2 separate regions of the Homo sapiens genome follow, and region 2 is linked to region 1. A link is an interaction called in ENCODE POLR2A ChIA-PET data of the cell type or tissue named here. Cell type or tissue: IMR-90. All regions are shown on one strand. Links, peaks and the distances in the headings refer to the core of each region. The heading gives the core; the rest is flanking DNA.

Evidence for each region. Peaks named below come from ENCODE experiments on the same cell type or tissue, not always from the same donor. Only the 100,000 strongest peaks of a DNase experiment are listed, where the experiment ranks them.
Region 2: POLR2A ChIA-PET joins it to region 1 with 6 read pairs; 2 of 35 experiments call an interaction of 5 or more read pairs at or near these places.

Annotation. Positions count from the first base shown.
Region 1 is chr13:45,018,156-45,023,587 of GRCh38, forward strand. It overlaps GPALPP1 (GPALPP motifs containing 1), which reads left to right. Exons shown (of 8, transcript NM_018559.5): 7 at 2,175-2,273. Among named protein-coding and RNA genes, the nearest start is that of GPALPP1, 31 kb to the left of the region's middle. In IMR-90, for the core only: no CTCF peak of the experiment used is centred there; DNase peaks (open chromatin) are centred at 2,056 and 3,266; H3K27ac peaks cover 2,134 bases.
Region 2 is chr13:45,150,467-45,155,238 of GRCh38, forward strand. It overlaps GTF2F2 (general transcription factor IIF subunit 2), which reads left to right. Exons shown (of 8, transcript NM_004128.3): 4 at 1,221-1,365. Among named protein-coding and RNA genes, the nearest start is that of GTF2F2, 32 kb to the left of the region's middle. In IMR-90, for the core only: no CTCF peak of the experiment used is centred there; no DNase peak of the experiment used is centred there.

The DNA of each region.
Region 1 (5,432 bases), core at 1,743-4,242:
GGGAGGCTGAGGTGGGCGGATCACAAGGTCAGGAGATCAAGACCATCCTGGCTAACATGGTGAAACCCTGTCTCTACTAAAAATACAAAAAATTAGCCAGGCGTGGTGGCGGGCGCCTGTAGTCGCAGCTACTCGGGAGGCTGAGACAGGAGAATGGCGTGAACCCAGGAGGCAGAGCTTGCAGTGAGCCGAGATTGTGCCACTGCACTCCAGCCTGGGTAACAGAGCGAGACTCTGTCTAAAAAAAAAAAAAAAAGATTGCTCTTTAGAAAGTAATGAAAATGTTTTACATACATTAATTGAATGAGATCAGTTAAGTCCTCACTTTCCAGTCTTGACGATATCTACTACCTCTTAATATTAAATGGTTAGGTTTTTATCTCCATTGTACCATAACATCACTTTTCTTTTTTTATAAGTAAAACATCTATTTTCTGGGAAAATGTAGAAATGAGCTATTTCTATGTTTTTAACTTACTTTATTAAATACAGTGTTGTTTTAGTCCATGAGGCCTCCTAAGCAAATAAAAACAATATAAGAATATGCTTAGAGACCAGTGGTTTTCAGTAGTTTTTATATGGGCCTTCCCCATTCCAATTTGGGAGCATATGCTCTAGAATATTCCTGTAACATTTTTTTGAATTAAAATGTGTTAGACTAGGCACTTCATGTGTGTGTGCTAATATAAATGATAGTTTTGTTTCAAATTCCAGTTGTTTCTTGCTGATATATATAAATATATATACATATAAATATATACATATAAATGTATAAATATATACATATAAATATATATACATATAAATATATATACATATAAATATATATACATATAAATATATATACATATAAATATATATACACATATAAATATATACATAGAAATATATAAATATAAATATATACATATAAATATATACATATAAATATATGTATATATATTTATATATATTTATATGTATATATATTTCTATGTATATATTTATATATATGTATATATATATTTTTTGAGACAGAAGCTTGCTCTGTTGCCCAGGCTGGAGTGCAGTGGCACCATCTCAGTTCAATGCAACCTTTGCCTTCCAGGTTCAAGCAATTCTTGTGCCTCAGCCTCCTGAATAGCTGGGACCACAGACACTCGCCACCACGCCCAGCTAATTTTTTGTATTTTAGTAGAGACAGGGTTTCACCATGTTGCCCAGGGTGGTCTCGAACTCCTGAGCTCAGGCAATCTGCCTGCCTCTGCCTCCCAAAGTGCTAGGATTGCAGGCGTGAGCTACCACGCCCGGCCTCTTGCTGCTATATTTTGTATATTGATCTTGTATCCTGCAACTTTGCTATACTTGCTTAGTAGTTCCAGGAGTTTTTTTAGTAAATTCTTTGGAGTTTGCTACGCAGTTCACAGTTTGCTACACAGTGCTAGGATCTGTGAATAAACACAATTTTTCTTTTTTTTTTTTTTTCTCAAAATGTACACCTTTTATTTCCTTTTCTTTGTTTTTTTTTCCCCCTCCAGGGTGATTTTATTATTTTTGAAAACAGTAATGTAGGATATCTTTTTAAGCCTTATTTTCACTTCTACATCTCACCACTGTTAAGTCAAACTCATCCTGAGTTCAATAAATAGGTTGATTGAGTGGAGTGGGTTTTTTTTTCCTTGTTTTCAAGAAAATCACAGACTAGAGCAGTAACTGATCTCTTATCAAGTATGTTAATATTTTGATTTTTTTTTTTTTTTTTTTTTTTGAGACCGAGTCTCACTCTGTCTCCCAGGCTGGGGTGCAGTGGAACGATTTCGGCTCACTGCAACCTCTGCCTCCCAGATTCAAGCGATTCTCCTGCCTTAGCCTCCCCAGTAGCTGGGATTACAGGCACCCGCCACCATGCCCAGCTTTTATATTTTTAGTAGAGATGAGGTTTCACCATGTTGCCCAGGCTGGTCTCGAACTCGTCACCTCAGGTGATTCACCCGCCTTGGCCTCCCAAAGTGCTAGGATTACAGGCGTGAGTCACTATGCCCGGCAAAGTATGTTAATATTTCTGATCAGAAGGGATTTCACAAACCTGGCTTAGTTGTGTCTCTTGTTACTTAATCTAAGTAAAAATAATATTTATTTTTTGTTTTATCTTAATCTTATGATTCAGTAATGTGTTATCTGTGTTCATTCCTCAGGAAACACAAGAAGCAAGGAAGTCATCCAGTAAGAAAGATGAAGAACATATATTATCAGGAAGAGATAAGAGACTGGCTGAGCAGGTATCTTCATACAATGTAAGTAAGAAAATAAGATATATAGAGCCAGGTGTGATGGCTCTTGCCTATAATCCCAGCTACTTGGGAGGCTGAGGCAGGAGGATCACTTGAGACGAAGAGTTCAAGGCCAGCTTGGGCAACATAGCAAGACCTTGTTTCTAAAAACAATTTTTTTAAATTAGCCAACTGAGTTGGGAGGATCACTTGAAGGCCTCCCTGCCTAATGTCTCAAAAAAAAAAAAAAAGGAAGCCAGAAGCAAAATATATAGCCTTTTTTCCCCTATCTTTTAGTTATCTGTTTATTTTTTTCTCTTTTACTTATTTCTCTTTCTTTTATATGTCTGCCTCTTTACCATGCACTTTTTATACATCTATCCTGAAATACACTATGTTGCATATATTTTTGTTTTAATAAAATTCTTCTGTGTTTTTCATGAATATTTCCAATTCACATTTTACGTATTAAATTAGCAGAAATCTAATTATTAGAGATAGGTAGCACTTGATGAGAGAAAGCAAGACCCCTACTCACTCATGGAGATCTTCCATTTATAAATGTTTACATTATAAACAGATTTGGAATGTTGGATGTAAATATTTAAATATGGGAGAAAAAATGTTTTTTGAATGTAGTCCAATCTAAATTTATAAACTAAACAGTCAGTATTCATTTGGCATATTATTTTGTTATCTTCTGTCTTTTAAAAAAATGGCAAATGTTGGATGGTGCCTGCACAAAAAGAAAAAATGATAAATGTCCCCGCTCAAAGAATAAATGTAAATTACTGAACCCATTGGTCCCTGAAAGGTGTTTAGGAAAATTATTTTCTGTTCCCAGTGTATTAAAGAAAATTCCATAAGCTCTAAAATATAGTTAGCTTGATTTATATATGTTGACCAGTACCACAGTGAAGCATGCTTAAAACATTTTGGGAAATTGACCAAAAACGTAGCCACTTGAAGTATTTATGAAAACTGACCAGCTCAGAAGTCAAATATCAACAAAATCGAAGGAATTACTATCATTCAACCCAAATTATCTGACCACAAAGAATTGAAGTTTGGATTCAGAATAACTTAAAAACCCACTATGGCCAGATGTAGTGGCTCATGTCTATAATCCCAGCACTTTGGAATGCTGAGGCGGACAGATAGGTTGAGTCAAGCTATGGCTGTGCCACTGCACTCCAATCTGGATGGCAGAGTGAGACCTTGTCTCAAAAAAAACATAAAAAAAAAAAAACCTGGAAATCAGAAAAACTCAAAATTTAAACTTTGCATCAAAGAAAAAATGATAATGGAAGTTAGAAAAATGTAGACCTGAATGACAAAAATACAACATATCACAATGTGTGGGATGCCATATGAAGCGGTATTTAGAGGGAAAATTTAGAGCCATAATGAGTTATGTAAGAAAAGACCAATGGCTAAAGATAAATAAGCTAAGCCTTTTTCCAAACTGGCATTTCTTATCAAACTAAACAGACATGTACCCTGCTATTTTCCTCCTGGGTATTTACCTAAGACAAATGAAAACATATCCACACAAAGAGTTGAACATGTTATTCTTAATAGCCTCAAAAAAACTTATCCAAGAATGTTCATAGATGCTTTATTCATAATAGTTAAATACTGTAAGCAGCTCAAATGTTGATCAGTAAGAGCAAGAAAACCAAACTGTGGTATAAATGAAACTACTCACCAATAAAAAGGAACACATTACAAATAAATACAACATGGATGAATCTCAAAAGTCATACTGAGTGAAAGAAATCTTACACAAGCAAGTACATACTTCTTATTATGTTTATATAGAGCTGTACAATAAGCAAAATGCATCTATGGTGGGAAAAAAATCAATGCTGATAGTCGGAATAGGGGTATGGAATTTGACTAGGAAACAGCATATGCCTGAAGTGATAGAAAGGTTCCAGATTTTGATTGGAGTTTGAACTATAAAACTCATTGAATATACACTTAATATTTATGCATTTTATCATATGTATATTTATCTTAAATATATATATAAAAAAACAAATATTGAACTCAAATGCATGCTTAGGTATTTAGGGGGACATGTAGTGATGTTTACAGTTTACTTTAAAATGCATCCAAAAAATTAGGGTTCTAATCTGAAGCCTGAAAGCTGAAATTCCAGATACTTTCTATTCAAAGTATTAATATAGTCTTAAGACTAAGCCACTCTAGAAACCTTAGCTTTTGATAAGTCGAGCAGTCTTTAAAATACTTTAATGAAGACAAAAACCAATCAAGTAGAAGTTTGACATTAGTTTTCAAAAGCTGTTACAAACCCATCTTATTCAAAAATTAATTGCTCTTGGCCAACCATGGTGGCTCACACATGTAATCCCAGCACTTTGGGGGAGACTGAGACGGGAGGATCTTCTGAGGCCAAGAGATAGAGACCAGCCTGGGTAGTATAGCAAGACCCCATCTCTACCAAAATAAAAAGGTGAAAAATTAGCCAGGTCTGGTGGCACACACTCAAGGTCCCAGCTACTTGGGAGGCTGAGGTTGGAGGATCACTTGAGCCTAGGAGTTTGAGGTTACAGTGAGCTATGACCACACCACTGCACTCCAGTGCAGGGTCTACACAGAGCAAGACCTGTCTCTAAAAAACTTTTTTTTAATAAATAAAAAATGCTCTAAATATTGTATATTGTTAGAAAATGCAAACATTTGTGTTAAATGATTAAATGTGGTAAGTCAGCAAATTAGTCATTTAGCAGATTAATCTCTTACATCAGCTGGCTTTCAGCTTTTGATTTTCAGTGAGTTGACTGCTTTTAGGTGTTATTTATTATTTTATTATATTTTAGCACTAGTTTGGTCCTGTGTGTCACAATATGCAAATTATCCTAAATCAGACCAACAGTAGTACACCTGAAACAACTGATATAAAAGTTTATTTCTTTTATCATCATGAATTTGAGCACTTGAATTGTTTGGATTGATTGTATAATAATAGTCCAGTGATTTAATGTATTCCTCTGTCTCTATTGATGTTCAATTTACTAATATAAGGAATCAGTACATTGAAACCTGACATCTTTATTTCTCCATTTTTGTTTGCTTTTTGTTACCTTACATACAATTTTGCTCATCATTATAAATCATTTTCCTCAGTAGTGGCTTTAGGTAAAGTAGTAAGATCCC
Region 2 (4,772 bases), core at 1,473-3,972, 130 kb after region 1:
GAGTAAATAGTTCACTTCATCCCCCCCATCTGAAGTACAATTGCTTTCTTAATATTCTTAAAATATTCACTTATTCAGCAATATTATTTTCCTTCTATATGCCAGGCACTCTGCTAGATCTTAAAGATATAAAAGATAGTAAGACATGATCCCTTGACCTCAGACCTCAGAGATTTTAGGGAAAAAAAAAAAATCATCTTTTTTTTTTTTTGAGATGGAGTCTCATTCTGTCATGCCCGGCTAATTTTTGTATTTTTAGTAGAGACAACGTTTTGTCATGTTGGCCAGGCTGGTCTCAATCTCCTGACCTCAAGTGATCAGCCCACCTCGGCCTCTCAAGGTGCTGGGATTACAGGTGTGAACCACTGCGCCCAGCCAGAAAAAATAATCTTACTCCTGTTTTGGAGACTTCTTCAGCTACAGACCAGAGAAAACATGAAAACTGTCTTTTTTTATAATGATAGATTAGCCCCATTATTCTTTTTGTTTTTGTTTTTTATTTTCTTATGTTTAGTAATTTTTATTTTATTTCAGGGGTACATGTGTAGGTTTGTTACATAGGTATATTGCATGATGCTGAGATTTGGGCTGATATTTATTCTGTCACCCAAATAGTGAACATGGTAACCAATAGGTAGTTTTTTAACCCTTGGTCTCCTCTCTCCCTCTCTCTTTTTGGAGTCCCCAATGTCTGTTGTTCCCATCTTTAGGTCCGTGTCTACCCAATGTTTAGTTCCCACTTGTAAGTGAGAACATGTGGTATTTGGTTTTCTGTTTCTGCGCTAATTTACATAGGATAATGGCTTCCAGCTGCATCATTGCTGCAAAGGATGTGATTCTGTTATTTTTTTATTAGCCCCATTATTCTGACAAATGGGAATAGATTATCTTTCTCTCTTTTGTTTTTTTTAAGAGACAGGGTCTTGCTTTGTTGCCAAGGTTGGAGTGCAATGGCTGTTCATAGTGAGCTACAGCCTGGAACTCCTGGCCCAAGGAATCCTCTTGCCTCAGCCTCCCAAGTAGCGGGGATTATAGGTGTGCACCAATGTGTCCAGTTTATATTCTCTTTTTATGACCAAGTATTAAGGAGTTTTTAATAAAGTGTTTAATGAAATGACTGGAAAACACATTTAAAAACAATTTGATTTATAACAAAAATTTATATATATATAGTTTGAATACAGAAGTCTGTTATAATCTCTGGTTAATGTGTCTATTAGGTGTCATTTACTTTGAATGAGGATCTTGCAAATATTCATGATATTGGTGGAAAACCAGCTTCAGTCAGTGCTCCTAGAGAACATCCATTTGTCTTGCAAAGTGTTGGAGGACAGACATTAACAGTATTTACTGAGAGCTCATCAGGTAAGTGGGAATGGAATTATTTAATGTGATTCCTGTACATTTTGTATAGATTTTCTGTCTCAACATACACTCCTATTTGCTTTTTTTTTTTTTTTTTTTTTGCGATGGAGTTTCGCTCTTGTTGCCCAGGCTGAAGTCCAATGGCACGATCTTGGCTCACTGCAACCTCCATCTCCTGGGTTCAAGTGATTCTCCTGCCTCAGCCCCCCGAGTAGCTGGGATTACAGGCATGCGCCACCATGCCTGGCTAATTGTGTGTTTTTAGTAGAGACGAGGTTTCTCCATGTTGGTCAGGCTGGTCTCTAACTCCCTACCTCAGGTGATCTGCCCACCTTGGCCTCCCAAAGTGCTGGGATTACAGGCGTGAGCCACCGCACCCAGCCTCCTGTTTGCTTTTTTAAGGTCATTACCAATACTGTTCCATCTCTCATTTTGTCTACCTCTGTTATTCATACTATGCTACTTCTCTGCTCTGTGTACTTTCTTGTGATTAATGAAATTTTGGCCATTACTTGAGAAGGGTTTAATTTCCATTTGGGATATGAAGATGTAGAACAAAGCAGATGGAAGAATGTGGTTCATCAAGCTGCCTTCTAAGATGTTGAAGAAATAGTATTCTGAATTTTGCCAAGATAAGGTCATCCTTGCTTGTTTTAGTAAATTGATATTCAGCAAGTATGAGTTGTACTTAAAAAATACAGTTTGATATTAGGGAATATTTTAGTCTGAATTTTTCAACTTGTATGCTTTGTATACCAAGAGGGCCTTTTTATTGCATAGAGATAACTTTTAATTGACACTGGCTTCCAAGAAGTTTCTGCGTAGAGTTTTAAGATTGTATGTGTTTGCAATGAGATATTTTAACAGTTCAATAGATCAGAAGCAAATGTTTCCATTTGTGAATTAAATACAGAGAGAACTTTCTTGTGGCACACACTCAGCTTGAGTATATTTTCCTTGTTTTGGGATTTTTATCTGTCACTGAGTTTAGAATACTATTAAAGCAACAGGCCACCTTAGCTTAATGGAGCTAATTTTCTCCTATCTAGTTCAAAAAGCTTATTGACAAAAGAAAACATTTGTGATTTTGTTGTATTTCATCAAGCATTTCAAAGAAAGCTATAAGAAATTATAGTATGTTAAGAACACCATTGTTTAAAAAAAGGAACATCCTCGTAAATTTTTTTTTTTTTTTTTGAGACGTAGTCTTGCTCTGTCGCCCAGCTGGAGTGCAGTGGAGAGATCTCGGCTCACTGCAAGCTCCGCCTACCGGGTTCACGCCATTCTCCTGCCTCAGCCTCCTGAATAGCTGGGACTACAGGTGCCCGCCACCATGCCCGGCTAATTTTTTTTTTTTTTTGTATTTTTAGTAGAGACGGGGTTTCACCGTGTTAGCCAGGATGGTCTCGATCTCCTGACCTCGTGATCCGCCCGCCTCGGCCTCCCGGAGTGCTGGGATTACAGGCATGAGCCACCGGGCCCGGCCGAATTTTTTTTGTGGTATCTTAGATTACCAATAGCTACATAAAATGATCTAAAAAATTATTCTTTTTTTTCTTGGATGTACAGTATAACAGAATGGTAAATTATAACTCTTCAGTTATGTAGTTGAAGGTAGAAGGTTGGTTTCATTGCAGTTTTCTGATGCTCTGATAATTAGTAGTGTAGTAGTATGGGAGGCAGAAAATGTTAAAGTAACAGTATCTTCAGTATATCCATTTTATACTGTTGAAGATTCAACCCTTCAACAAATATTTATTGCGTGCTACATAGTTCAGGGCATAGTATAGGCCTATCTAAAATTCTGAAATTTGTCTGAAATTAGAAGCACATTTGAATTCAGTATGTTAAGAGTTTTAGGTTTGGCCGGGCATGGTGGCTCATGCCTGTAATCCCAGCACTTTGGGAGGCCAAGGTGGGCAAATCACCTGAGGCCAGGAGTCCGAGACTAACCAGGCCAACATGGTGAAACCCTGTCTCTATTAAAAATAAAAAATTGGCCAGGCGTGGTGGCAGGTGCCTGTAATCCCAGCTACTCAGGAAGCTGAAGCAGGAGAATTGTGTGAACCCAGGAGGTGGAGGTAGAAGTGAGCCAAGATTGCACCACTGTACTCCAGCCTGGGCAACAGAGGGAGACTCAGTCTCAAAAAAAAAAAAAAAAAAAAAAAAGAGTTAAAGAGTTTTAGTTTCAACAACTTTATTCCTTTTGATTGATGAGATTTAATAAGATCTGTTGAACGTGTGAGGTTTTCTCTACTTTTGTGATTGTCCCTGGAGTGGAAGAGGCATGGCACCAAGACAGTAAAAAGGAGTCATTGCCTTGATAAACGTTTGAGGTAGAGAAACTTGAACTTTTTTTTGTAGAAAAAAGTACCCTATTTCAGATTTTTTACATCTTATTAAGTGACTAATTTTTTGAAAGCATGATTTATTTCTGGTACTTCTACAAAGACAGCAATTTAGAAAGCTAACATTTGTTAGCCTCAAAATTAGTCTTCCATTTTACATTTTAAAAATACTTCAGTGTTGTGCTCTTTTTGAACATTTCGTGTTCACGTTTCTGGCTACAGTGTTCTCTAAAGGGAATGTGGTTTTATAAGGATTATCTTGGCAGGGATATGGAAGAGAATTAAGATTGTCATCCTTATTCTGGGGCTTGGACAGTATGTTCTTTATAGAACTGTGATAATACAAATGCAGTTCTAAGTTGCTATTAGTTATAATACACTATAACAATTTTTTGCTTCTTAACCTCATTATTTCTGTTTCAAGTCATTGTTCCTTGATTCTCTTTGCACCATTCTGTGCCTTAATTTCCTCATTTATGAAATAAGGATAATTTATTGACATTTATATATAAATATGAATACATTTAAACACTTAGAACAATGCTCAGTATATAATGAATGCTCAAATATTAGCTGTTGTTGTTAATATTACACCTTATTTTTAAACACTTTAGGTTTTAAGTTTATTTTAAGGCAAGTGCATGCATTTTAGCTCAATCTGGATGTATATCACTTGGTAAAATTCAGCCAGTAGGGATTTTTATGTTAAATGTTTCTCAATTGCCTGCATGACCAAGAAAAAAGCTCTAGAATTCTTAGTAGTTTATCTCCTCTGAGGAGTCTTATGTATTTGTTATTTCTAGTCATTAAAGCAGCAGTTCTACAAGTGGGTTCCTTGGATCTCTAGGAAGTCATAAATAGTAGCAGGGGCTCTGTGACTGCTGTGACATATTTAAAATGTTAGATGTATGTTGTATATGTGCGTTCTTTTCTATAGGATGGTACCAGAGCTTTCATTGGAATCTCAGAGGAATCTGTGGCCCAGAAAAGCTACAGAACCACTACCCTAGTTTTAACCTTGGTTGGTCATGAACCTGCCAAAGTATAAGTGACTAAGCC